Linked DNA regions of Homo sapiens: region 1 is linked to region 2. A link is an interaction called in ENCODE POLR2A ChIA-PET data of the cell type or tissue named here. Cell type or tissue: MCF 10A. All regions are shown on one strand. Links, peaks and the distances in the headings refer to the core of each region. The heading gives the core; the rest is flanking DNA. Region 1 has its middle 63 kb from the start of LIMCH1. Region 2 overlaps LIMCH1 (LIM and calponin homology domains 1).

Evidence for each region. Peaks named below come from ENCODE experiments on the same cell type or tissue, not always from the same donor. Only the 100,000 strongest peaks of a DNase experiment are listed, where the experiment ranks them.
Region 1: POLR2A ChIA-PET joins it to region 2 with 5 read pairs; 3 of 35 experiments call an interaction of 5 or more read pairs at or near these places.

The regions. Positions count from the first base shown.
Region 1 is chr4:41,468,571-41,481,393 of GRCh38, reverse strand. It overlaps a transcript of LIMCH1 not described here. Among named protein-coding and RNA genes, the nearest start is that of LIMCH1, 63 kb to the left of the region's middle. In MCF 10A, for the core only: no CTCF peak of the experiment used is centred there; a DNase peak (open chromatin) is centred at 5,873.
Region 2 is chr4:41,568,051-41,580,873 of GRCh38, reverse strand. All of the region lies in intron 1 of LIMCH1 (LIM and calponin homology domains 1), which reads right to left. LOC105374423 (a long non-coding RNA gene) reads left to right here. Exons shown (of 4, transcript XR_001741667.2): 1 at 1-12,823. Among named protein-coding and RNA genes, the nearest start is that of LIMCH1, 36 kb to the right of the region's middle. In MCF 10A, for the core only: no CTCF peak of the experiment used is centred there; DNase peaks (open chromatin) are centred at 5,483 and 7,263.

The DNA of each region.
Region 1 (12,823 bases), core at 3,675-8,674, 98 kb after region 2:
CTAGCAGCAAGGATGAGTCCAGACTCAGTTCTCCTTTCACCCAGCCCAGGGCTTCACCGCCCCACCATGCTGCATTCTGAAGCCCAACTCTTCTTCCTGTGGCAGTTACACTGCTACACTTTCTTTAATAACAATAGTTCCCTATATCTATTCAGTTTGTGTTGGCAAAGAAACAGCACAGAAGTCCAGCCCTGAGGTTATTTAATCAACATTATCCGACCATAATTCCCTCCAGCACCAGCTCTGAGTGCTTAATATTGAGGAAAATAAAATGCAATCTGCAGAATCCATTTATATTTTCATCATGTCATCAGAAAACCAGAAGGTACTGTTTATAGACACAGACTGACAGAGTCTACAAAAAAAAAAAAATCTAATTAAGAATACAGCCGATGCTCAAAAGCATCCTGGGAGCATTAAATCCTCTGATCGAGCCCTTGTATGATCTAGATGCAGAAAATGGGTCAGTCCGGAGACATGCGAGTGGCTTTAGCAAAACTGTGTTTGCACATCCTTAAGCTGCCCTTGCCTTGCAAAAAGGAAGAACAGAAGCTGCACAGAAAGACAGACAACACTCAAAATGAGCTTTACCACAGCATAAAGCCTTAGTAACTGACTTGAGAGCAGAGAGAAGGAAGAGTCTAGAAAGAAAATGGACTAGTGGAGAGCTCGTAGGCTACATGGGTTGCCTCCATTTCCAGGAGCAGAGATGTGCTTTGACCACAGTGTTATTGTTACCTGGGTATCATGTTGCTGCTTGAATAAACATTTTAGTTGTTGGCTTTTTTTTGACGGAATCTCACTCTGTCTCCAGGCTGGAGTGCAGAGGCGCAATCTCAGCTCACTGCAACCTCCGCCTCCCAGGTTCAAGAGATTCTCCTGCCTCAGCCTCCCGAGTAGCTGGGACTACAGATGCATGCCACCACACCCAGCTAATTTTTGTATTTTTAGTGGAGCCGGGGTTTCACCATGTTGGCCAGGGTGGTCTCGATCTCTCGACCTCCTGATCCATCCACCTCGGCCTCCCAAAGTGCTGGGATTACAGGAGTGAGCCACTGCACCCGGCCAGTTCTTGCCTAATTTTGGCAAATCAGTCCATCTGTCAGCTAGCCTTCAGCATAATGAAGTATAAAACCTGTGAATTAGGCAGATCTACATTCCAATTCCAGGTCTGGCACTTGGGAACTGGACAAATGGCTTCACATCTCTGAGCCTGCTTCCTTTAAAAGATGGTTATGGAAGTCTGATTGACAACAGTCCAACCTGTAGGTTGGAAATCATGGGTAGGAACCATCTAATAGGACACTTAGTACTTACTGAGTGTGCAAAAATGGTAGTTCTATTTTTTTTTCAAGCTTCATATTTAAGGAGAAGAAAATCCATAACTGGAGTGTCTAAATCAGGTGGTTGCAATTTTTGTTCAGAAAAGCTGCCCAGCGGAGAGAAAATCTAGTTGAGGCAAATTTGCCACTTCAACGATGGATTTGGGTTGGTAAGTGCTGAGCACAAAATCACACGGGGAAGCCCATGTGATAACCTCCTATACACATTATCTGGGTTAAATGAGACTATGAAGAAACAGTTATGCAAATCCAAAAAATGACACATTGTATAAGAGAACTGGACTTCAAAAAGTTGATGTCATGAAGAAAAGTGGAGGGGTTGCTATTCTAGATAAGAGATTTATGAGACATAATGACCAATTGCAATGTATACTCCTTAATGAGATCCTAGTTTAAAAGAATATTTATAATTAATGTTTTGGGCACATTTGGGGAAAGCTAAATATATACTGGTCATTTGATGATATTAGGGCATCACTGTTCACCTTATTAAGAGTGATGCTGGGCGCGGTGGCTCACGCCTGTAATCCCAGCATTTTGAAAGGCTGAAGTGAAAGAATTGCTTGAGGCCAAGAATTCGACGAGCCTGGGCAACACAGTGAGACCCCACCTCTATAAAAAAACAAAAAAATTTGGCCGGGTGTGGTGGTACATGCATGTAGACCCAGCTACTTGGGAGGCTGAGGCAAGAGGACAGCTTGAGCCAAGAGTTGGAGGCTGCAGTGAGCTGTGATCACAGCACTGTGCTCTAGCCTGGAGGACCAAGTGAAATACTATTTTGAACAAACAAAAAGAGTGATAATGGCATGGTGGTTATATAAAGGAATGGTCTTGCACTTTGGAGATGCATACTAAAATAAATGGAAAGGGTTTTGACATCTATAATTTATTTTGAAATGACCGAAAAAATAGTAGAGTGGAATGTGTGTGTAGGAAGCAAATAAAGAAAATTCTAACAATTGTTGAAACTAGGTGGTGGGTATATGGGTCTCTTTGAACCAATCTCCCTCCCCTCCCCTTCCCTTCCCTTTCTTTTTCTTTCTTTTGAATGTTTCAACACATTCACAATAAAATGTTTGGGGGCTAGGGCTGAAAGTAGTTCAACAGCCCAGGGAAAATACTCAGGTCAACAACCTGTCCAGTGCCACCTCATTAATTTCTAGGAGTTTTTCATATTTATTTTCACTAATGACACTCATTTGCCAGTTCACTATTGGTCACTACATTTATGTTCAACTCACTCTTCATCTGCTTACTACATAGAAATGGCACATACTAGCCATCAAATCGACATGACGTTACCAATGAGGATGGGAAGGAAGAAGGGGTTGAGCCCCTTGGCTTCCTGAGTTCAGGCAAAGAACTAGAACTAGAGGCTCTGCCAAGAACACACAGTCCTGTAACAGTTGTAGAGCTGTCTGATGAAGTGATCGATTTCACTATTTGATATTCTAATAACTGGATAATTTTTAGGTAAGAATCCAAAGTAACCACAAAACTGTTGTATGTCACCAATTCTTGGCATTTAAAAAGGCATCAAACTCAAGTTAGGAAACTAATAGAATTCACCCAAACAAGTTATTAGATTACCAAATGAAAATAAAACATGGTGAAATGCTCAGCATAAAGACAGAATGATCACAGTTCAATCAGCCTATCCTTTAAAAGGGCTTGACTTGGGCAACACAACTATAAAGAAAAGCAAGGAAGTGATCAACGGAAAATGAGAAGAGGATTTTAGGAAGGAGGGAAGGAGTGATCATTGAGGGATAGCAACAAATGTGCTTCCAGGGTGGTAAAATACTAATTTTTGATTTGAGTAGTCATTACAAGACTGTTCACCTTCAATAATTAGCTAAGCTATGTATTTGTTTCATGTAATTCTCTGTACTTGTGTTACATTTTATAATGAAATAGGTTTTACAGGGAACTGGAAAAATGTAGCTTAACTTGCACAGTAGCTCAACTCCCTTGTTTTTCCCTCTTATAAGAAACAAAGGTATTTTTTTCCACTTAGTTGTACTCAGAAAACACTGTGGCGAGAAATGCTACTTTTAAGAGCTGTTTAGTTCAAATATTACAGAAATACATCTTCATCTACTAATATTCCTCAAGTCCACCATTAAGGTGGTAGCTGTGATCCCCACATGCCTACTTCATGGTATATTTTTAAATGAACACTTAAATCCTGGACAAAGGAACATATATACTGTTTGGTTTTAGGAGGAAAACCCATCATCTTCTAAGAGTTTGTTATTTGAATGGCTCTCAGTGGCACCTGGGGCTGGGACTGACCGCAGTGCCCCTCACCCCTATCCTCTATCAATGGTCCTTTTGTTTGAATCACATAGTTGTGTAGCAACGCCTAGTCAGGATTGGCAAAAACCAAAAGTCAAGACAACTGTGTTCTAGCCACAGTTTTGCTAATAACCAAGGGCTTTCAGCAAATTGCTTCATTTTCTAAGATTACTCTGCACGAAACTACAGGCTCTTCTGAACCCTCTTCTACTCTAGCTTGTCACCTCAAAATAATGATGATGATAATAACAGCATCTTTTATTGAATCTTCATCAACTCGTTTACTCCTCAGCACCCGGTGTGGTAGTCAGAGCTACCACAGCTGCTTACACAGGTTGTCATGGTGGGGGGAACACCCAGCCTGAGCTCTCTTTGCTAAACCACGCAAACTCCTCTGAAGGAAGAGTCCTGTTTTCCTAATTCACATAAAGCTACTGTCTGTACCCAAGCCCATAGAGTCCACCCTGGGGAGCTGCCTTTTCTAATTTACACAAAAGTGCTCAGTGGGCTATCAGGAGCCTGGATATAAGCATTATTATTATCCCTGGTCTCCAGATGAAGAAACAAAAGTACAGACCATTAAGTAATTTGCCCAATTTCCTATAGCTAGCAGGTGGCAGACCCAGGATTCTAAGCTGGGCAGTCTGGCTCCTGACCTGCCCTCCTAGCCAGTGTGCCATGTTGTCTAAATATGTTGCTGATTTCCCCCTATTATCAGTTGAGTTGCAAAGAAAGATCAGACTTCCACTGCCTATGACACCTTCTGCTCTCTTCAATGCGCCTTTTCCTCAAAATGTGTAATAAGAAAATAAACCCCCAAATCCAGAAAAACATCAACACATCTGTGCATTTATTGTCAATTCACTCAACACCAAAGGGGTGAAATAATAACAATCTTTGTCAGGTCCCTGGATTTTTATCTTTGTTTTTAAAAAATCATCACAAGTACCCAAAGAATCCAGCTTGAAATAATCCTATATACAACTCAGTCCCCTATGGAATGAAAATACATATCCATTAAGGGAGGGTGGAGGGGAACAGAAGGAAGGAAGACAAGATGCCTCATTTAATACCATCAGGCATTTTTGGAACAAAATATTTCCCTACTTATCTTCCTTTGGTTCCTTAGACTTATAAATAATGTATTATGGCAGGAAATCTGTTCTTTTGGCTGGTTTGTGATACAGACAGCAGGTGGTAACCCAGCCCACTAAAATGCCATTCATCACTGAGCATTGCTGATGCAGAGTGTGGTGTTGCCCCGCCAGAGGCAGCAGCAGCCATCTTGGCCTGCACAGGAGTGAACCTTGCTCAGGCTCTGTATTTGGCTCTCCTTACCTCCACCTCCACGAACAACGCCCACAGCAATGAAGAACAAGTGCTGTCTCCAGGGTATTACCAAGAACTCTAAGGAAACAATGCAAAACTGGACTATCCTCTTGAAATTACAGGAAAAAAAGCAAGGTTATTCTTTATGAAACTAATAGGTGAGAATCATGTTTAACCAACCAACCAACAAACAATGGGACCTTGTGGCCACACATCAGCTTAAACACCATTAACCAAAAGACTGGGGAAATGAAGAAAGGAATAAAGATATAAAAGGCAATTGTGAGGGCCAGGTGTGAGAGCTCATGTCTGGAATCCCAGCACTTTGAAAGGCTGAGGCAGGAGGATCACTTGAGCCCAGGAGTTCAAGGTTACAGTGAGCTATAATCATGCCACTGCCCTCCAGCCTGGGCGACAGAGCAAGACCTTGTCTCTAAAAATAAATAAATAAGAGGCAATTGTGTTATTGTTAAAACACTCACTGTGTTCTAAAAGGTCCTTGATTGTATTTTTAAAAATCTTTTTAATGTCTTTTTTTGTATTATTTTACTTTAAGTTCTGGGATACATGTGCTGAATGTGCAGGTTTGTTACATAGGTATACACGTGCCATGGTGGTTTGCTGCACCTATCAACCAGTCATCTAGTTTTTAAGCTCCGCATGCACTAGGTATTTGTCCTAATGCTCTCCCTCCCCTTGCCCCCCACCCTCCAACAGGCCCCAGGGTGTGATGTTCCCCTCCCTGTGTCCATGTGTCCTCACTGTTCAACTCCCACATTCTTTATAATCAAGTCATCCTGAGAAATGACCTAGGACTAAGGGTGTTCTAAAATGTTTGTTTAACAACCAGTTCTCATGGGAATAGGGAGATTCCTAATGTACAGCATTTGCCAGCTTCTGTGGTTTCAACATTCCCACCTTAGCTGAATTCATGCTCAACCTGATATCACTGAATGCAAAGTGGGGAAGAAACAGACACAATCCCTTCTCCCCAGTCATATGAACTGGCTCCAGACCCCTACTGCAAACTCACAGTCTGTATGACATACATTATAGGACTAAGAGTTAATCCAATTGCAGTGCTCCAACTGTATTATAATTTCTGAATATTCATGAAATTGGAGAATTTTATCAAATAATGATTGAAAACAAAGCATGTAACTATATAAACATTCAGATACTTCTAAACTTGCATATACTCTTATTTATAAACAGTCAACATCTTATAGAAAGACACAAGTACTTGAATAATGTAAACTAGCGTCCTTTCAGATGGCTGTTTCTGATTTCCTGGATACAGGTAGGCAATAGAAAACAAAAGCAAAGGTCTCCACTAAACTCCTGAAAATTGTCTCTTGGTGCCTGGTTTATTTCATTTAGCACAATGTCCTCTAGGTTCGCTCATATTGTCCAAATGACAGAATTTCCTGGCTTTTTTTTTTAAGGCTGAATAATACTCCTTTGTGTATATATACCACATTTTAATCTGTTGTGAACACTCTGTTGTTTCCATATCTTGGCTATGGTGAATAGTGCTGCAGTCAACACGGGAACACAGACATCTCTTCGACACACTGATTTCAATTCCTTTGGGTATATGCCCATTGGTGGGATGCTGGAGCATATGATAATTTTATTTTTTAGTTGTTTGAGGAACCTCCCTATTGTTTTCCAAAATGGCTATACTAATTTACAATACCACCAACAGTGTATGAGGGTTCCCGTTCTCCAGATCCTCACCAATGTTTGTTATCTATTGTCTTTTTGATAATAGCCAATCTAACAGGTGTGAGGTGATATCTCATTGTGGTTTTATTTTGCATTTTTCTAGTGATTAGAGGTGTTGAGCATATTTTCATATATCTGTTGGCCATTTGTGTGTCTTCTTTTGAGAATAGTCTATCCAGGTCCTTTGCCCATTTTTATTTTTATTTTGAGACACAGAGTCTCACTCTGTCGCCCAGGCTGGACAGCAGTGGTGCGATCTTGGCTCACTGCAACCTCCACCTCCTGGGTTCAAGCGATTCTGCTGCCTCAGCCTACTGAGTAGCTGGGACTACAGGTGCCTGCCACCACACCCAGCTAATTTTTGTATTTTTAGTAGAGACAGGGTTTCACCACATTGGCCAGGCTGGTCTTGAACTCCTGCCCTTGTGATCCACCTGCCTCAGCCTCCCAAAGTGCTGGGATTACAGGCGTGAGCCACCGCGCCTGACCACCCATTTTTGTTTTTATTTTTATTTTGAGATGCAGAGTCTCACTCTGTTGCCCAGGCTGGAGTGCAGTGGTGCAACCTTGACTTACTGCAATCTCCCCTTCATGCGTTCAAGCAATTATCATGTCTCAACCTCCCGAGTAGCTGGGATTACAGGGGCGCACCACCGTGCCTTGTTAATTTTTTTATTTTTAGTAGAGACAGGGTTGTTCCATGTTGGCCAGGCTGGTCTCAAAATCCTGACCTCAGGTGATGCCCCTGCCTCAGCCTCCCAAAGTGCTGAGATTACAGGCGTAAACCACTGTGCCTGCCATTTGCCCATTTTTAAAATAAGGTTATGTGTTTTCTTGTTAATTAGTCATTACAGTTCCTTCTATATTTTGGACATTGGCCCCTTATCTGATGTATGATTTGCAAATATTTTCTCCCAATCTGTAGGCTGTCTTTTTATACTGTTAACTGTTTCCTTCGCTGTGCAGAAGCTTTTAAGTTTGATGCAATCTCATTTGTCTATTTTTGCTTTTGCTGCCTGTGCTTTGGGGTCATATCCAAGAAATCACTGCCCAGACCAATGTCATGGAGTTTTCCCCTATGTTTTCTTTTAGTAGTTTTGTACTTTCAGGTTTTGCATTTAAGTCTTTAATCCATTTTCAGTTGATTCTTGTATCAGGGTGAGATAAAGGCCCTGAACTAGACTCTTGATTACACTGCAAGGGAGGTGATCAGTAGAACCAGCAAAACAGACCAGTTGCTATTTTACTACTGATTGACACAGGGATCTGTTGTTTGTAAAAGAGAGAAAAGACTAATGCATTTTCCAACCATCAACAGCTCTGTTCTTTCTCTGTTTTGTTAAATTGCTGCCTGCTGCCTGGGTCTCTTCAGCCTCATCCATTATGCAACACGTTGGTAGTGATGGGACCAGGATGTACCATTGCACAAAATGACAAACCTGAGCAAAGTCAAAGAAACAGAACTAACATCTCAAAGAACATGCAGTAAACAGCACACACCTTTCCTCTTCTCACTCTCGGTATTGGCAGGTCCTTAAAAGATTCACACTCACATCAACATTTACCAAGTTGTCATTTTATGGCACTGGGAGGAGTTAAAATGCAGAGGCAATATCTGTTCTTCACCTCTTGTCTTGAATGGAATTACATTATTATTTCGTGGAGATTGGCCTTCGCATTTATTCTCTGGCCTACCGAGGAGAAAAAAAAAAAAAGGCTTACAGCAGCATTTCCCAAAGTGTTTTCTGCAGAATCCTAGCTCCATGGGATGTTAAGAGATGTGATGTGGAAAGAAGGGTCCATGGTCAAGTAAGCTTGGGGAATCCTGCGTTTTAAAAAAAGTTTTGTTTTGTTTTTTAACTTTGAACTTCTCAGTGCCAACAATATGCTAATGAGATTCTCCAGAGGGGGATAAAATACTGTTTCCCAATCTGTCTAACCAAGACTACCTTGCAGGAAAATTATCCAATGGGTGGGGTCAGTGTTCTGTGGAACTTGCCTTAGGAAACTGGGTTTCTGGGAGGCCAAGGTGGGCGATCGCTTTAGCCCAGGAGTTTGAGACCAGCCTGGGCAACATGGCAACACCCATCTCTACAAAAAATACAAAAATTAGCCAGGTGTGGTGGCATGCACCTATAGTCCCAGCTACTTGGGAGACTGAGATGGGAGGATCACTTGGGCCCAAGAGGCAAAGGTTGCAGTGAGCCGTGATGGCACCACTGCACTCGAGCCAGGGTGACAGAGTGAGACCCTGTCAGAAAGAAAGAAAAAGAAGAAAGTAGGAAGGAAAGAGAGAGAGAGAGGAATGAAGGAAGGAAGGAAAGAGAGGGAGGAAGGGAGGGGCAGGGAGGGAGGCAGGGAGGGAGGGAGGGAGGGAAGGAACTGGCTTTCTGCAGAGTTGGCAAAATCATGGCTTCAGGCGCCAAACAGGCGCCTACATGTGTCGTTTGGCCTTTGCTGTACTGGCACACATGGTACTTTAAAAAAATGTGCATAAGCCACCAAAATTTAAAAATTTGAAGAGCTAATATTTAAGCAAAAACAACAAATGGTTTCTTTATGGCTTCTCTTGAAAGAAAGAAAACGTGGACTTACAGGGCAATACTACCCACACAACACTACCTACAGATGTGCTTGCCCTGTGCAGAATCTTTTAAACCATAAAGGAATTAAAATTGCACACCATATAAGGCACCCAGTTTACAGAAAAGTTAAGGAAAGAAAAGTAACAAGTGCACTTGTGTGTAGATGTTCAAGAGAAGTGAAACAAGTCCGGTGAGAGTAGGGTATTAAAGAGGGAAGGCTTCCAAAAAGGCGTGCTGAGCTCAGATGGGCAGGAAGAAAAGAGTGTGTGCAGAGCTAAAGGAAGTTCCAGGAACAAACATACATGGCTGGAATGAGTAAGTCAAAAAGGTAGATCACAGCCTGCCTCACAATACAGATACAAAACACACACACTTGACTTTTTAATTTGAAACTGAATTGAGGAACACAGCAGTCAGGAATTTTAACAATTAAGCAGCTCTGAGACATGGACACGGCCAAATCCAGCCATTTGGCCATTAAATCCAATCTCTAGGAGGATAAACGCTGGATACTTCTTAGCTATATGACCAAGTAATTCCCCAATTTTCATCAAATGCCAGGTGGAAAAGCAATTACGGCAAGAGCCTCATCGGTGCCATGGACGTGGGGCAGCAGGGCCTCCAAGAGCCAGTGAACCAGTTCAAAAATAATTCTGGAACCTCAGAGATCCTATTACTAAGAAGCAGAAATAGATTTTCAAGTCCTTGCTTTGAAATATTAAGCATTGTTCCACCCAGCTCTTTCCACCATCCTCAAGCTTTTATTAAAATCAGTTCAAGGTGAGTCAGCTTCTAAAGCAAAGCTCTGCTGTGCCCCCACACTCATAATGCATAGTAGTTGAACTTCACCACAATGTGACTAGCACGATAATTTTTAATACAAAAATATTTTCTTGTTAGTAAGTTAAAGCTAACACGATAGCTCAAAATGTATTTGTTAATCTGAGTTGAGATCTAACTGTTGCTATTCTACAATTTCTGTTATTTTTCACATGACTATTTTAAGATTTCTACTAACAATTCAAAACTCCAACCTCTAGACATGATTAGTCTTCCATCTATGTTAAAAAAAAAAAAAAAAAAGTCTTAGTTTGGAAAGACTGGCATCCTCAGACACAAAAACAATTATGCTTCAAAATCCTGGGAGCTACCAGTAACTTCCCTAACCTTTGTAGTTCCTTTTTTAACCTCTCCATAAGAATCGCCTCTCTTTCTTTTCAAGTAAGTCCTTTCAACCCAGGCCCTAGACAATAGAGACAGAAATAAGAGAGAGAACGAAATATGCGGTCAGAGGCCACTAGATGAAATCACGCATGGAGTGTGCAAGAGAAGAGGTCCAAGGACTGAATCCTAGGGCCAGCCAACCATTAAGTCAGAAAAGATGGAGAAAAGATGTTTGAAGAGAAGAGGCGTGGTTAATAGTCCAAATTGTTAAGGGGTTGTGTAAGATGAGAACTGGGAATTGTCTGTTGGATCTGGGGCAATAGAAGACACAGGTAACCTTGACATGAGCAATTTCTACAGAATGGTGAGGAGAAGTGTACACTGGAGTGGATAAAGGAGGAATAGCATAGTCAACTCTCTGAATGAGTAGAAAAGAAGTAGCTGGAGATGGGTGTGTAGAGAGGGCACATACTAAAGGAATGACCCAGTAGAGAAAGAGAAGTCCCTCACATAGGAAAGAGAGAAATGACAATTGCAGGAACAAAGAGCAAATCTCTGAATGGGTGAAAGGATGTAGATCACAAGGGTAAGGTCTAGCCTTACACACGAGCAGGGAGAGATCATCCATTGCAAAGGAATGAAGACAGAGTAAATGGGTACAGATGCAGGGCAGATAGTAAATTTGGTGAGAAATGAGCAGTTCTCTTCAGGTTGCTTTTAGAAGTGATCCGTTGACAAAGCTAAAAGAAGAATGGTGTTGGAGGTTTGAGGAAAGAAAAAGGTGAAGAGTGAGGATGGTGAACTGATACATGGGTAGTGGGTAAGTAAGGGGTGCCCATTGGATGTTCCTTTCCTCCTTCTGCCTCCTTCAAGAACCTTGGCCACTGCAGTTATTATCCATGAACACAAAATCCCATAATTATGCTCAAAGATGAGCCTGACTGCTTTAAAACAAAAACAAAATCTTGGCCAGGCATGGTGGCTCACACCTGTAATCCCAGCACCTTGGGAGGCAGAGGCAGGCAGATCACGAGATCAGGAGTTTGAAACCAGCCTGGCCAATATGGTGAAACTCTGTCTCTACTAAAAACACAAAAATTAGCTGAGCCTGGTGGCAGGCACCTGTAGTCCCAGCTACTCGGGAGGCTGAGGCAGGAGAATTGCTTGAACCCGGGAGGCAGAGGTTGCAGTGAGCCGAGATTGTGCCACTGCAGTCCAGCCTGGGCGACAGAGAGAGATTCCATCTCAAAAATAAATAAATAAATAAATAAATAAATAAATCTCAAAACAAGCTATGACATAATCCTAAAAAAGGTTGTTAAAACTAAAAAGAAATTATTTCCTGTTGGGATTCAAATAAATAAATAAACTACCTAACTAACTAAAAGGAAAGCTTTTTTGGAATGTGTGCTGCTGGCCATGCCTTGGACACTATGAAGAATGCCTATGGCTGCAAGCATGGCCCGCACTGAGAGTCACCTTCCTCTCTCACTTTGACAAGTACAGGGGAGTCATTGATGCCACAGGAGGACATTCTAGAGAAGCAAGACTTCAAAGACTTTGGAAACCTATTACTGATTGAAAGAGGGAGGCAGCAAATAGACCAGCATAGTATGATTTCTGAGTTGTAACCATACTTGTATATGCTAGAAGAACGTAACAGATCTGTTTCCCCTGAAGAAGGAGCAAGATCAACAGAAGAGGAGGAGTGTCAGTCACTCAAATGTGCTTGGCTTTATTTCAACTGTTGTGGGAGGTAGGCTTTAAAAACATCAGTGTCCGGCTACCAGGAGGCCCAGATTACTAATTCCCACCTCATAAAAGGAATTATCATCCTCAGTCCCAGTGGATGCACAGATGACTCTTGGCCCTAAACACCTGCAACATCATTACAAATATCACGGTGAAAGCTGCCTGTTTGACTACGTTGGAGTGAACTCATGACAACAAGTCCTCTGATGAGTCTTTTGGGAAGAAGGGTTTGAAAATTATCAGGATAAACACTTTGCCTGTGTTTCCCAGGGTAAGGTGACAGTTTTTCAACCTCTTAAAAAATAACGGTCTCTCCATAAGAAAGCTTTACAAACATTCCCAACACACAAAAGCCCAGAGTTAGAAATCCGAGCTGCCACCCACCAGCTACACTGGGAAAGAGACACTAGGTGTGTACGAAAGTAAGACTCTCAAAGGTGGCCAAAGTGTGATCACCACCTTTGATCTTACCTGAATGACAGAAAACGAGATACCTTATAATGCAGGACTACATGCCTTACCCAAAACTCTTGAAGCTAATTGGTAATGTGTTACATTTTAGAATGGTAAGATATGTACTGTCTACTATGTAACACCTCTAAAAGATCTGGGGAAGCACTCTGT
Region 2 (12,823 bases), core at 4,994-9,993:
AAGTCTCAAAATGATTTTAACTTATCTTCTATTTATTGGTTTGCCATTTATTTTCTTTGTCTTTAGTTTGTACTCTTTTGCTATCTTATTTTCCCTTAAGTGGGCTTTCAACAGATTTATATATTTTACTGGTCTTTCCAAAGAAACAGCTTTCGGATTTATTTATCCATTATTCTATCCCTTTAATTTCAGCTTTTATCTTTATTAATTCCTTCTTCCTGTTTTTTTAGGTTTATTTTGTTTCTCTTTATTTCTTAAGCTGAGTAATGACTTGTCCTATTTTTTCTTTATTCTTTAGTAAGGAATAGAAAATTTCCTCTTTCACTGTGCTTAGAAGTTTTGATAATAAAATATTCTTTTTTCTTTCTTCTCTGATAACTTTCACTTCCAATGAAAATGGAAGTGATGATGTCAATATTTTCTTTGGTTTTCTTTTTGATTCCAGGGTTATCAGTGAGTGTGTTTCATAATTTGCAAGTGGGTAAAATTTTTTAAATTGCCTTCTTGTTATTATTTCTATACCCATTGCATCATGATCACAGAGTGTGACCTGTTCAATATCTCCATTTTCTTTGATCTTTTGAAGGATTTCTTTGTGGCCATGATTCAGGGGAAGGAGAGGGACAGTACACGTTCCATGGACATTTAACTGTCTATTTTTATACACTGACCATGATCTTTGAAAACGGACACGAAACGCATTCACTTAAGGATTGTTCTATAGGACACCTCACATGATGTGGTGAGAAAACCCATGAGATTTGGAATTTTAAAATCCTGTCTCCTCCATGCATAGGCCTGGAACTCAGTTACCCTGTGTGTCAAATGTAAATTGTACCTGCCTGCCTTACCACATTACTAGTGAAAATTAAATGAGCCTGGTGGTGCCCTCCCCGAAGGCTGTGCCTCCCCAAAGTCCCAGTTAACTATTGAAATACTGCCCTTAAAAAGCAGCTCCTCTGCAGCCCTGGTAAGCAACAGAAAAGCCTTCAAATGGAGACTGGGTCTTGTCAGGCACCACAGACCATGAAGCATTGAGAAACAAACAGACCGCTACATGTATGTTACACATGCCAAGAGGATACCAGAGAAAGGCAATCATCCCCTATCATGCATCCTCTGAAGCAGTTAAGTGTTTTAAATTCCTTAAAACACTGAGTGTACAGTGGGGGAGGAGAGAAAAGACTTAAAGCAATTTTGCTGTTACACTCAGCAGTGTAAAGAATATTTTTGAAACTAAAGACTGATTGAAAAGGACATCAAAAGAGTTTGATTTGTTTGATGTTTAGACACATATACATGATGCGGATCACTGTTACATTAACGATGACCGTCTGTACGCCAGATGGACTGCACAACTATGTCAAGAGACATCTGACACAGTGTGCCATTTGAAAAGCAGATTAAGGTAAAACCATCCTAACACAAATGATTCCCCCATCTCATGTTTAAGGGTGCAACAAGCTATTGTGAGTTAAAATAATTCAGAAAATTGCAATTAACTTTTAAGACCTTTCCTGCCTCAGTAAATGCCACTGCGTAAGGATCAGAAGTGGTGACATTATGCCCGATCAATTTCAATGACTAGGCCAGACTCTTACGGAACAGGAGGTGGTAAACAGCCCTGATATTGAGAGGTACAAAGTCAGATATAACCTAGCAGCTGGCCTGTAGACTTACATAATCATTTTACACTTGACATTTCTATAACAGCTCTTATTCTGAGCACCTTGACTGGCAAAAAGAAGAAAGCCAAGATATGTGCTACTCCATTCTCCCAGAACCTTCTTTTAAGGTTTTGGTCCCATTAAAAAAAAAAAAAAATCACACATTTTTCTTCTGTTAGTTTTATTCATAAGAAATATAAATAGAGCTGGGTGCAGTGGTTCACATTTGTAAGCTCAGCGCTTTGGGAGGCTGAGGCAGGAGAATCCCTTGAGGCCAGGAGTTTGAGACCAGCCTGGAAAACATAGTGAGACCCTGTCTCTATAAAAAAATTTAAAAATTAGCCAGGTGTGGGTTTGCATGCCTGTAATCCTAGCTACTGGGTCACTTGAGCCCAATAGTTCAAGGCTACAGGGAGCTATGACTTCATTTCACTCTAGCCTGGGCAACCAAGTGAGACCCTATCAAAGGAGGGGAGGGGAGGGGAGTGGAAGGGAAGGGGGAAAAGAAGAAAAGAAAAGAAGAAATACTAATGGTCAATAAATGTGTGGGGGGAAATTTGGCCTACTCCCCAAAAACATTTTAATGCTAATTAAAACAACAGCAGAGAAAGAGTTTTACCCATCAAATTGGCCAAGATGAATAAGAATTATAAGATCCAGTGTTGGGAAGATATAAAGAAGTTGACAGTCTCAGATTCAGCTATCAAGGGTGTAAATTGGTTCTATACTATATTTTAGAAGAGTGATTTAGAAATTGATATGGTTTGACTATGTCCCCACCCATATCTCATCTGGAATTGTAATTTGAATTGTAATCGTCACATGTCAAGGGAGGGTCCAGGTGAGAGGTGATCGGCTCATGGGGGCAGTTTCCTCTACGCTGTTCTCATGATAATGAGAGAGTTCTCACGAGATCTGGTTGTTTGATAAGTGTCTGGTGCTTCCCCCTTCTCTCTCTCCTGCTGCCATGTAAGATGTGCTTTGCTTCCTCTTCATTCTACGCCATGATTGTAAGTTTCCTGAGGCTTCCTCAGCATGCAGAACTGTGAGTCAATTAAACCTCCTTATAAATTACCCAGTCATCTTAAAATGATATACATGAAAATAATTCAGTAAGCATTGTAGGGCTGGTATAGAAATGGGTGCCAAAAGCCTTAGGATTTGGCATTTGTTGGATTCAGATACACTTTTTTGAGGAATCTATCCTAAAGAAATACAAATGGACATTCACAAAGCTTTTTATGAAAGAATGCCCATTGCAACATTGTTTAAAATGAAAAACTGGAACAACATGAATGTTCAACAACAAGAGATCGCTTAAATAGAATTATGGTATACACTTATGTTGGAAATTATTATGGTATATACTTACGTTGGTATATGCTTATGTTAGGCATTAAAATAATTTGAAGAAGTTTAATCCTGAAGTCCAAATGATGCCAATATTCAAAAAGATGTGTATAAAAAAAATCACTTGTGGCAAGGCGTGGTAGCTCACACTTGTAATCTCAGTGCTTTGGGAGGCCGAGTCTAGAGGATTGCTTGAGCCCAGGAGTTCAAGACAGCCTGAGCAACATAGGGTGACCCCATCTCTACAAAAAATTTTAAAACTAGCCGGGTGTGGTGGCACATACCTGTAGTCTCGGTTATTCAGGAAGCTGAGATAGGAGGATCACTTGGGCCTAAAGGGTTGAGGCTGCAGTGAGTTGTGATCATGCCACTACACTTCAGCCTGGGTGAGAGAGCAAGACCTTGTCTCAAAAAGTAAATAAATAAATAAATCACTTGCAACTGAACTATTCGGAATAAGCACTGTTAACACTAGGATGTATAATTTTAAAGTTGTTTTTCTATATAGATATATAATTTTTCCTCCCTTTCTAAAATTCTGGGCTTTCCTAATAGGTAGTTTATTCACATGGTTAAAAAAGTACAGAAACGGGTATACTGTAAAGTTTCCCTTTTAGTTCTGGTCTCCAGCCACCAAGATTCCAAGCCCTAAAACAACTAATATTTTCAGTTTTTTATACGTATTTCCAGAAGTATTTGGTGTACAGTCATCCCTCGGTACATGCAGGGAATTGGTTCCAGGACCCCTAAGTATATTAAAATCCATGTGTACTCAAGTCCCACAGTGAGCCCTGTGGAGCTCACCTATAGGAAAAGTCGGCCCTCCATACGTGAGGGCTTAACATCCTGGGAATGCTGTATTTTTTTATCTGCATTTGGTTGCACATGCAGAACGCTCAGATGCAGTGGGCCTACTGAAGAAAATCTGCATATCAGTGTATTATCAACAGTCAATTCTGCTTATGAATCTCCTTATATGTATTCCACATCCTCCTCCATATTTTAATATTTTAAAACCCAATGTAGGTACATCTTGCTTTTTTTTTAATTAGTCAAAGATAAGATAAAGAATGCCATCATTTAAAAAAATTATTATATGGCATTCCATAGTAAGACTACACTCAAATTAGGCTAAACACAAAATTTACTGGCCAAATCAAGATACTTTTGAAAGGGAAGAGCATGCTATTCCTAACTACTGCAGAACAGACATAAACAAAGACTGTCCCCGCCAAACCTGGATGAATGATCATCCTAACCATAAATGACCACAACTAATTTTACCATTTCTCTGTTGATGGACACTTAGGTTATTTTTAATCACATGCTACCACAAAAATGCTGCAATGAAAACCTCTTTATGCATGTCATTTCACATAAATGGGAGTGTATCTGTAAATTATAACACTTAGAAGAGAAGTTGCTTAGTCAAAGGATATCTGTATTTTTAAAATTTGATAGGTATTTCCAAATTGTCCTCCCTAAAGGTTGTCACCATTTTCATTTTTTCTGACATAAGCAAGTATTGCCTTTATAATAAGATAAAACAATAAGTTACTTTTGAAATTTAAAAAAAGTCTGAAAAAATGTATATTGAGCAAGTTTAAAGCATTCTTGATCATAAACACATACAGAAACACAAGACTGGAAATAATTAAAGTCAAATGTATTTGGACAAATAGAAGTTCAAAAACAAACATAAACCTCACAAGAAATATGCACAAATCAACAGGTTATGCAGACGGTGAACTAACAAACACTTTGTAAATGTATTGCTTATTAATGTCACTGTGAGCATCCCATCCCCTTTTTATATCTTACACATTCTTCTTTTTGTCCAACTAGGCAAGTTAGTTTTCATTTGAAGTCAATAAATGACAACAAATGGCTGATAGAAACCTGCCTTTTTTCTTCTTGGAGAACAAATAGTTCCAAAAAGGTTATTCTTCTACTTAGAGGCAGCTATTGTAGTACCAACTGTGGCCATTACAGCTGATGGACCTGAAGCCCAAAGTATAGGGGAATCTCCTATAAGATCAACAGGCTGGGAGTATCTGCTAGAATTGTGCGATCTCAACATTGCAAGAGGCAAATATCTACTACCACCAGATACATTCCTGCTTCATGTATTTAAGCTCCAGGAAAAAAAGACACAGCTCCTTTCACATATAAAAAATAAAACCCACACTTGCCAAAATGTGTTTTAAAAATCTCATATATTTAGGCCCTAACCTTAAACATCTTCCTACTACTCACAAGATGCGCCTGATATGAGCTTTATATACAATCATATAAATTTGTATGCCAAGTAGTTACAAACTAAGTACAGAGTGTTCTCAAACATGACAGAAGATTTCTATGAGCACTTTCTAAAGAATGTCATATCCGCATGATGAAACAGTGTTTGAAAATTATTTCCAAAAGAATACACCCCTGAATGAATCCAGTTTAAAAAAATTCAAACTTGTAATGGGTTTGTGAAACTATAGCACCATGCTGGCACATAATAAATATTTACTGAATGATTGCATTTGCGGTGAGGCAGATATTTACCCATTCAAACCATACCTGATGAAATAATACAGAGCTAACAGGTAAAACAGCACTTTCTCAATCACAATGCCTTTAAAAATCAGCGATGCTTTTAAAAAAATGCTATCTGGTCAGTGTCTTCATACTTAACATGGTAACAACAGCTACTAGTCAGAATAATTACATTAGTCTTCTACCAATAGATATTTAGAGGTTACAGGTTGTTTCCAATCATTTGCTACTTCAAAATATGCCTCAATAAATTGTGTGTGTGTGTGTGGGTGTGTGATTTCACATAATTGGGAGTGCATCAGTAGGATTTAAAAAGCCATAGAAATGAAATTGTGCTGAGTATTTCACAGACATTATTCTTTTCATTCTCACAACAGCCCTCCAAGATGAATTCAGTGGTTCCTAACTGACAGATGAGGAAATTAAAACCTAAAGCTCAGAGTGGTAAAATGATTTCTCCAAGGTCATACGGCCAGCAAGTGGTAGAGATGGGATTTAAACCTACCCCCAAGTGCCCAACCTATTTCGCTCCCTTACACAGTCTCATAAATGTTTTCCAGAAAGCAAAAAGCAAACAGCGTAATAGAATACTCGAGCCACATTTGAAGTCTTAATAGCTTACATTCAACACATTAAAACAATGACAGGGATGATGGTTAAGCTGATAGGTTTGTAGCCTGTGCTTGTCTCCCAGGGATGAGTCTGGATCCTAAAATATGAAAAGAGATGGGCACAGTGGCTCATGCCTGTAGTCCCAGCACTTTGGGAGACTGAGGCAGGTGGATCACCTGAGGTCAAGAGTTTGAAACCAGCCTGGCCAACATGGTAAAACCTCATCTCCATGAAAAATACAAAAAAATTAGCCAGGTGTGGTGGCAGTAATCCCAGCTACTTAGGAGGCTGAGGCTGGAGAATCACTTGAACCCGGGAGGTGGAGCTTGCAGTGAGCTGAGATTGTGCCACTGCACTCCAGCCTGGTCGACACAGCAAGGTTCTGTCTCAAAAAAGGAGAGGGGAGGGGAGGGGAGGGGAGGGGAGGGGAGGGGAGGGGAGGGGAGGGGAGGGGAGGGGAGGGGAGGGGATCTTCAAGGATATAAGTCAAAATCAAGATGGTCCTCTTCACACCTTCAACACATTTTATCTTTCTGAGACTTTTACTTGATGACCCCTGCCAGATCCCACCTGATTCTGTACTTAAGCTCTGCCTGGAATAAACCTAGTTCAACAAAACCCATGATATTTCCTGCCGCCTGAGTTTGCATTATAGGAAAGAGTTTTGTTTGAATAATTTAGCACAAATTCCCTCACAGATGGCATATAAGAGAGATTTGTCTTCCTAATTGTATTATAGACGGGAGCTTATGGCAAAGGTCCAGGACACAGAACTTTAAAAATAGCTCTTTAAGCTAATGACCTAATAGCCATTGGCTTTTATAATCCAGTATCTCCCCTTGGGTCCCTTATAATACTTTACACATGCAAAGTGTGTATTACAACCTTTATGAGGAGGACCTGACAACACGTCTCAAAAACCTTAAAAATGTGGGTTTTCTTTGATCTAGCAACTTTACTGCTGGGAATTTGTCCTAAAAAATGATCAGGAAAAAAAGAAGGTTTATGTGCAGTATTGCTCATCACAAGTTGATTTATAGTAGCTTAAAAATAGCAACCACCCAAATGCCCAGCAACAGGAATGCAGTTAAGCAATTTATTGCACATTGATGTGGGAAAAGGGTATACAGCCATCAAAATAGCATTTGCGAAGAATACTTAACAATATACGGAAGTCCTCATGATCAAGGTCCAGGGAAAATGAAGGCTGGAAAAGTGATGCACAGTGTAACCTCAACCATGTCATTTACATACATATCAACATACAGAGAAATTACTAGAGGAATGTCAACCAAATGCTAACAGTCTCTGAGTGGACTGCTATGCATGATTTTATTTGCCCCTTTATATATTTTTTAATTTTTATTTTTACATAGTGATTACATATCATAGTTAAATCTAGAAAAAGATGGCAATGATTTTTTAAAAAAGATTTTCTAAATTGATTGTTGATGCTGTTGACTTTCTCAGCTATTGGTTTTTTCCAGTGACAGCCAAGCCAATTAGACATGGACTATTTTTCTCTTGCCTTCTGTTGTCTGAAAATTCACTGCTTATTGGCATCACCACTGGTGCATAGAAAGAGGAGACACGACAGTAAACTTCAAAGCCATCGTTTTGGTAGGAGAGGCTGATTGCCATACATTGGTTTGGAGAAGATCTGAAAGTCCTACACTGGCTAACATTACTTGGAGATTTTCCTTATCTACATAACCCCTAATGCAGAAACTGTCCCATTCCTGTAGATAACCATATCTTGGTTTGAGGATCTAAGAACCTCTAAATTAGGTACTTCCGTGATGTCACTGAATAGCAGTAGCCTTTGGGAAGTGCCTGCCTCCTCTGAACACTCGTCTGACTCCTCTTTCAGTTTCCTCATTCCCGTTGCCTTATGTCTAGAAAGTTCTTAACCCACCTAAGAATTACTGACTAGGTCCTATCTAACTGCCAAGATACTGAAATCAAAACACAAACACCATGTGACAATACTCTGGTTGTGCGATTTCACAGACTCTAATTACAGTTCATTTCAGCCTGACCTTGCATTATTCCTTTCTGTGTTTTCTCATCCAAGCTTATGAGAGAATCTGTTTCACGTTATTTTCCTTGACCATTACTCATTTAAAATTTGCTACTAAGAGCCTTGCTTTTTTCTGCCAGAAAATCTTATCTCAGAGGTCCTTCTTTTTATTTACTTCACTGTCAAATTCCACATCACTCAAATTCCACTCTTAATTTTCCTTTTGGTATTAAGATGTCTCATATTTTCTTTCCTTAAGTAAAAAAAACTAGTATTGTAAAATATGCAATCTTGGACACTAAAATGTAATATAAAACCAAATCCAATGGTAATTCCCCTAAATCCAATGTATTGCCAATCGTCAAATTTTGTTTCTCTGTGGTTTCTAAACCCCCGAACTGTGTGTATCTCTATACAACTTATAATAATAATTTGAGTGGGGCACTTGCAAGATCATTGTCTTGCATCTGTGAAGATGTTGTTAATTGTGTTACATTTCCAGATGGAGCAGTGTTTAGAAAAGTTTGACAAAGCAGAATTCAGCTCAGCAGCTAACGTTTCTTTTTCTCATACTCAGTGCCCATCTCAGCCTCTCCATTTGCTCCCACCCCTATCAACAAACCAACCAATAATTATTTCTTAGAACTGCTCCTTTCATGTTTCATTCACGCTTAGGTAGAAATCATTGGAGATTAAAATATCCCCAGTCTCAAATATATTTCCAGTTTACTATAAATGAAAGGCTGCTTGCTATAAGGCACCCCTCAAGGAATTTCAGGCTCTGGTAAATACCTAATAAGAATAAAGGTTTCTGAGGTGGCAATGGTTTTCGACATCCTTGACATCAAACCCTATAAAAGCCATCTACTTCCCCTTCCTTTGAGGCCAGGCACCACACCACTCTGGAGACCCACTTTGAATCTTGTCATTACCTGCAGTGATACTGTAGATAATCCAGTATCATATTCCATGGCCGAACACATTATCCATCAGGCTCTTGCTCACCCTCAAAATGCACTAGTTCTTGGACCTCACACCAAACTTTTAACCTGTTGATCACCCAGTGGAACATGTTGGCTCCCTTATAAATTCATTGTTTCCAAATTCAGCTGAGTCCTCACTGAGGCCATAATTTTATCCCATTCCCCTCAACAACAAATCCAACCTCCTGCTTCTCTCTTCATATTCTCTCTGTGACACCCCTCCCACTTACTCTCAGACATCCTTGCCTGCTGCTGCCCTGAGAAAGTCAAGGCCTCCAGAAACGGCACTGTCAATACTCCATTCCTTTTTTATACACTCCTGTGTTCCGTCTCCTTTCCCCTGCTCCGAGGACAAAAGAAGTCTCTCCTTCCTTGTCAAAGTCATCCCTTCCTAACTTCCAAGACTTCACACTTATTTTCCCCTCTCTTCTCTGTCTCTGTCTTCATCTTTTTCTCACCAGTCTTCTCCTTGTCCTATAAACAAGACAAAAAACATTTCTACCCTAACGAACAGTCCTCCAAGGACTGTGTGGCTCCCTGAGCCACACATTCTCTCCTCTTCTTTCTCAGCTCTCCTGCCCACAAGAGTTGATCATAATCACAGTCTTTATTTCTCTCCTCCTGTTTGATCCCCCTCACAATCTGACTTCAATTCTCACCATCTGGTACAAATCCTCTTACGGTCAACAATCATTCCTTACTTGCTAATCCAAGGGACACTTTTCAGTTCTTGCAATGTGCTAAATCTCTACCTGCATTTGACACAGTTCATTACCTCCTATTTCTGCACTCTCCTTCAAATGGATGCTAGAATGCTCCACTTTCCACTGTTTCTCTGTTTCTTTTTCTCAGTCCTCTTCCTGAGTCCCTTTTTCTCCCCCAATCCTTAAACGACAGTTTCTCCAAGTCACACCCCATGGCCAATAACTCTCATCAGTCTATTTTTGTTGGGCGGTGCCATTCATCCTTCTGTCTTTAACCTTTGCCTAAATGTTATTGATTCTTGAATCCCTCTTGTCCGCCCAGAGCTACCTACTAAACATTTCTTTGCCACAAAATGTTCGGAGCAGGGCCACTGTTACAGATGGTGGAAATTATAATTTCCTCCTTTCCTCAAGTGCACAGGTCCAAACCAGGATTCATTCTTCCTCAAAATTAACACCTCTGCCTTAGCATAAGCATGCAAACCAAAATCAATACAGGCTAGTGTCTACTCCACTGCAACGCTAATGCAAAACATATCACTGAAGGAAAAGAGGGCTGATAGAACAAAAGCAAGGCTTAAACTTCAGATTCAAAGGCTCCTGTTGAAACCAGAGAGTCCCTACAGCAATTAAGTGGAAGTGAGGCCACATGTTTTGAAAGTATTTCTTTAACCCCTTGGAAAGCAAAGTTTTGTTAGTGCTATAAGCAGAATGCCTCAGGTCAGAGCTTCGCTGTAAGACTACTGGTTAAAGCACAGAATGGCCACAGAATTATGCGTGCCAGGCAGGCTTACTATTTTCAGCAGTCAAGCTGATGCAGCATATCTAATGTTTTGTGGAGGTCACAGAGTACATTGCCAAGGATACCGTTCTGTGTTACTGAGACACATGGTGACACTCATACCTAATATCCCACGCTGGGACCTGCTGTCCACCAACCATTCTGCAAACATGTGGTTCATGCTGGGCAGACCCTCAGCTGTGTCCTCAGCAATGATGCTATAAATGGCTGTCATTTAGTCTTATCTATTTACTCATGAAAGAGAAATTCAGTCACAATGGCCAGAGAAATGCAAAATAGATTAAATAGCATAGGAACTTTAAAGCATAAATCCTTTCCTGATGATGACGAGGAACAGAATTTTAATCAACAGGTTATTTTTCAGTGAACTAAAGTGAATTTGATGCACAGCTAATATTGAGAATCTGCTTTTAGTGGCATTTTTGGAGTCCTTATTATGTTTCATTATCTTTGAAACCCACTTCAATATTGAATATGGTCCTTGACTTGACTACTTTGACAATGCATCTCCAGTAATCCGAGTACATACAATATATTTACTATAGTATTTGGAAACCACAGGTACTATATAGCTAATGTGTTCAGCCAGATTTAAAACAGGTCCTAGATTTCAGCTGTGCCTCATCTCCTAATTGACTGTTGAGGGCCGACCCTCCTATTCTTTTACTTCGCGTTTCCAAGTAGAGGAAGCTCCCTTAGCATAACCCCTGGGCATTTTTCTGCCCTCTTGCTCATGGGGTATCTGAGTGATGAAGGAACTGAGCATGTTTAGCCAAGCCTCTTCCTCCAACTTCGGGCAAAATGTGCACTTTCTCTTCCACTCCATACTACAGGTTTTACGGGAGCTGCCCCTACAGGAGAGAACTGCATGGTGGGCTCTTCCTGGTGGCTGAGTGGGTAAGTCTGGCTTCGTTCAGGCTAAAAGGGCAGCAGGCACCCTTGCCACAGACCGAAGTCTTCAATTGAGCTCTTCTCATTAAGAAAGCGAGCATTTTGATCTCTAACTCCTGCATCTCTCAAGTGGGGTAACAGGTCACGCAGCATTATTTATCATGAGAAACAAAACCAATTATTAAACAATATCTATGCTGGTTCGGGTGTAGGCATTTACACAGTCAATTCTTATCAGTTTCCCTCAGTTGGTAATTTCTATTTAGTACAATGTTAAGAAGCACTAAATTGTTTTTTTTAATTATATGAGACATTTCTTGATTACATTCTGTGCATATTTTCATTACACCATATGTAGAAGATCAAGAGAATGACAGACTAAAAACACAAAGAGAAAAAAAGAGAAGAAAAAATGTAATAAGACTGCCAATGCACAAAGATGGGCCACATAACCTGAATAGAGAGGTAAATAACATGTCTAGAAATTTGAGAGAAAACTTTTAAATGTTTATCTCTGCAATCAATTTCAAAGTCAAGCAATCTTTCAATGGTTATTTACTATTCATAGTAACTGCCAATACCTCGACCTATAGCCTCGCCTTATTTTATGACAAAGGAGACAATTTACATTTGAGTATATCCTCCAATATCCACAGACATTTCATCAACATTTTGGCCTATTTTAGCAGCATCATATTTTTCTCATTCAGTCTTTCTGAAGGATAGCCAGAAGAAATCATCCATTTTAGAGTATTTTTCTCGCATTAGTTTTTGAAGAAATCTAGATCCAAAAATAAGTAGAACATTATGTCACCACTGTTTTCAATACATATACTCTGTGTGCATGTGGATCAAACCCATGACACACCATTGCAAGGGAATGCAACAGTTCTTGTGTTGTAACTCCGGTGCATCAGGTCAGCTGTCACGTTGGCTCTCCTGAAGCTGGACCTTGATAACTTTTTGTTTTAAAATTATTTTCAGATTACACAATTTATTGTAAAGTGATAGGAAAGCTTTCTTAGTGATGAGTCTGTAATTTCACTATCAATTATGGTTGTAAATACTGGATCCTATTGACCATTTATTCCTCAAATGCCATTTTACTGCCCATTTAAGTAACCGTCATAGCTGCTTTTTTCTTTTTTGAGAAGGAGTCTCGCTCTGTCGCCTAGGCTGAAGTGCAGTGGTGCAATCTCGGCTCACTACAACATCTGTCTCCTGGGTTCAAGAGATTCTCCTGCCTCAGG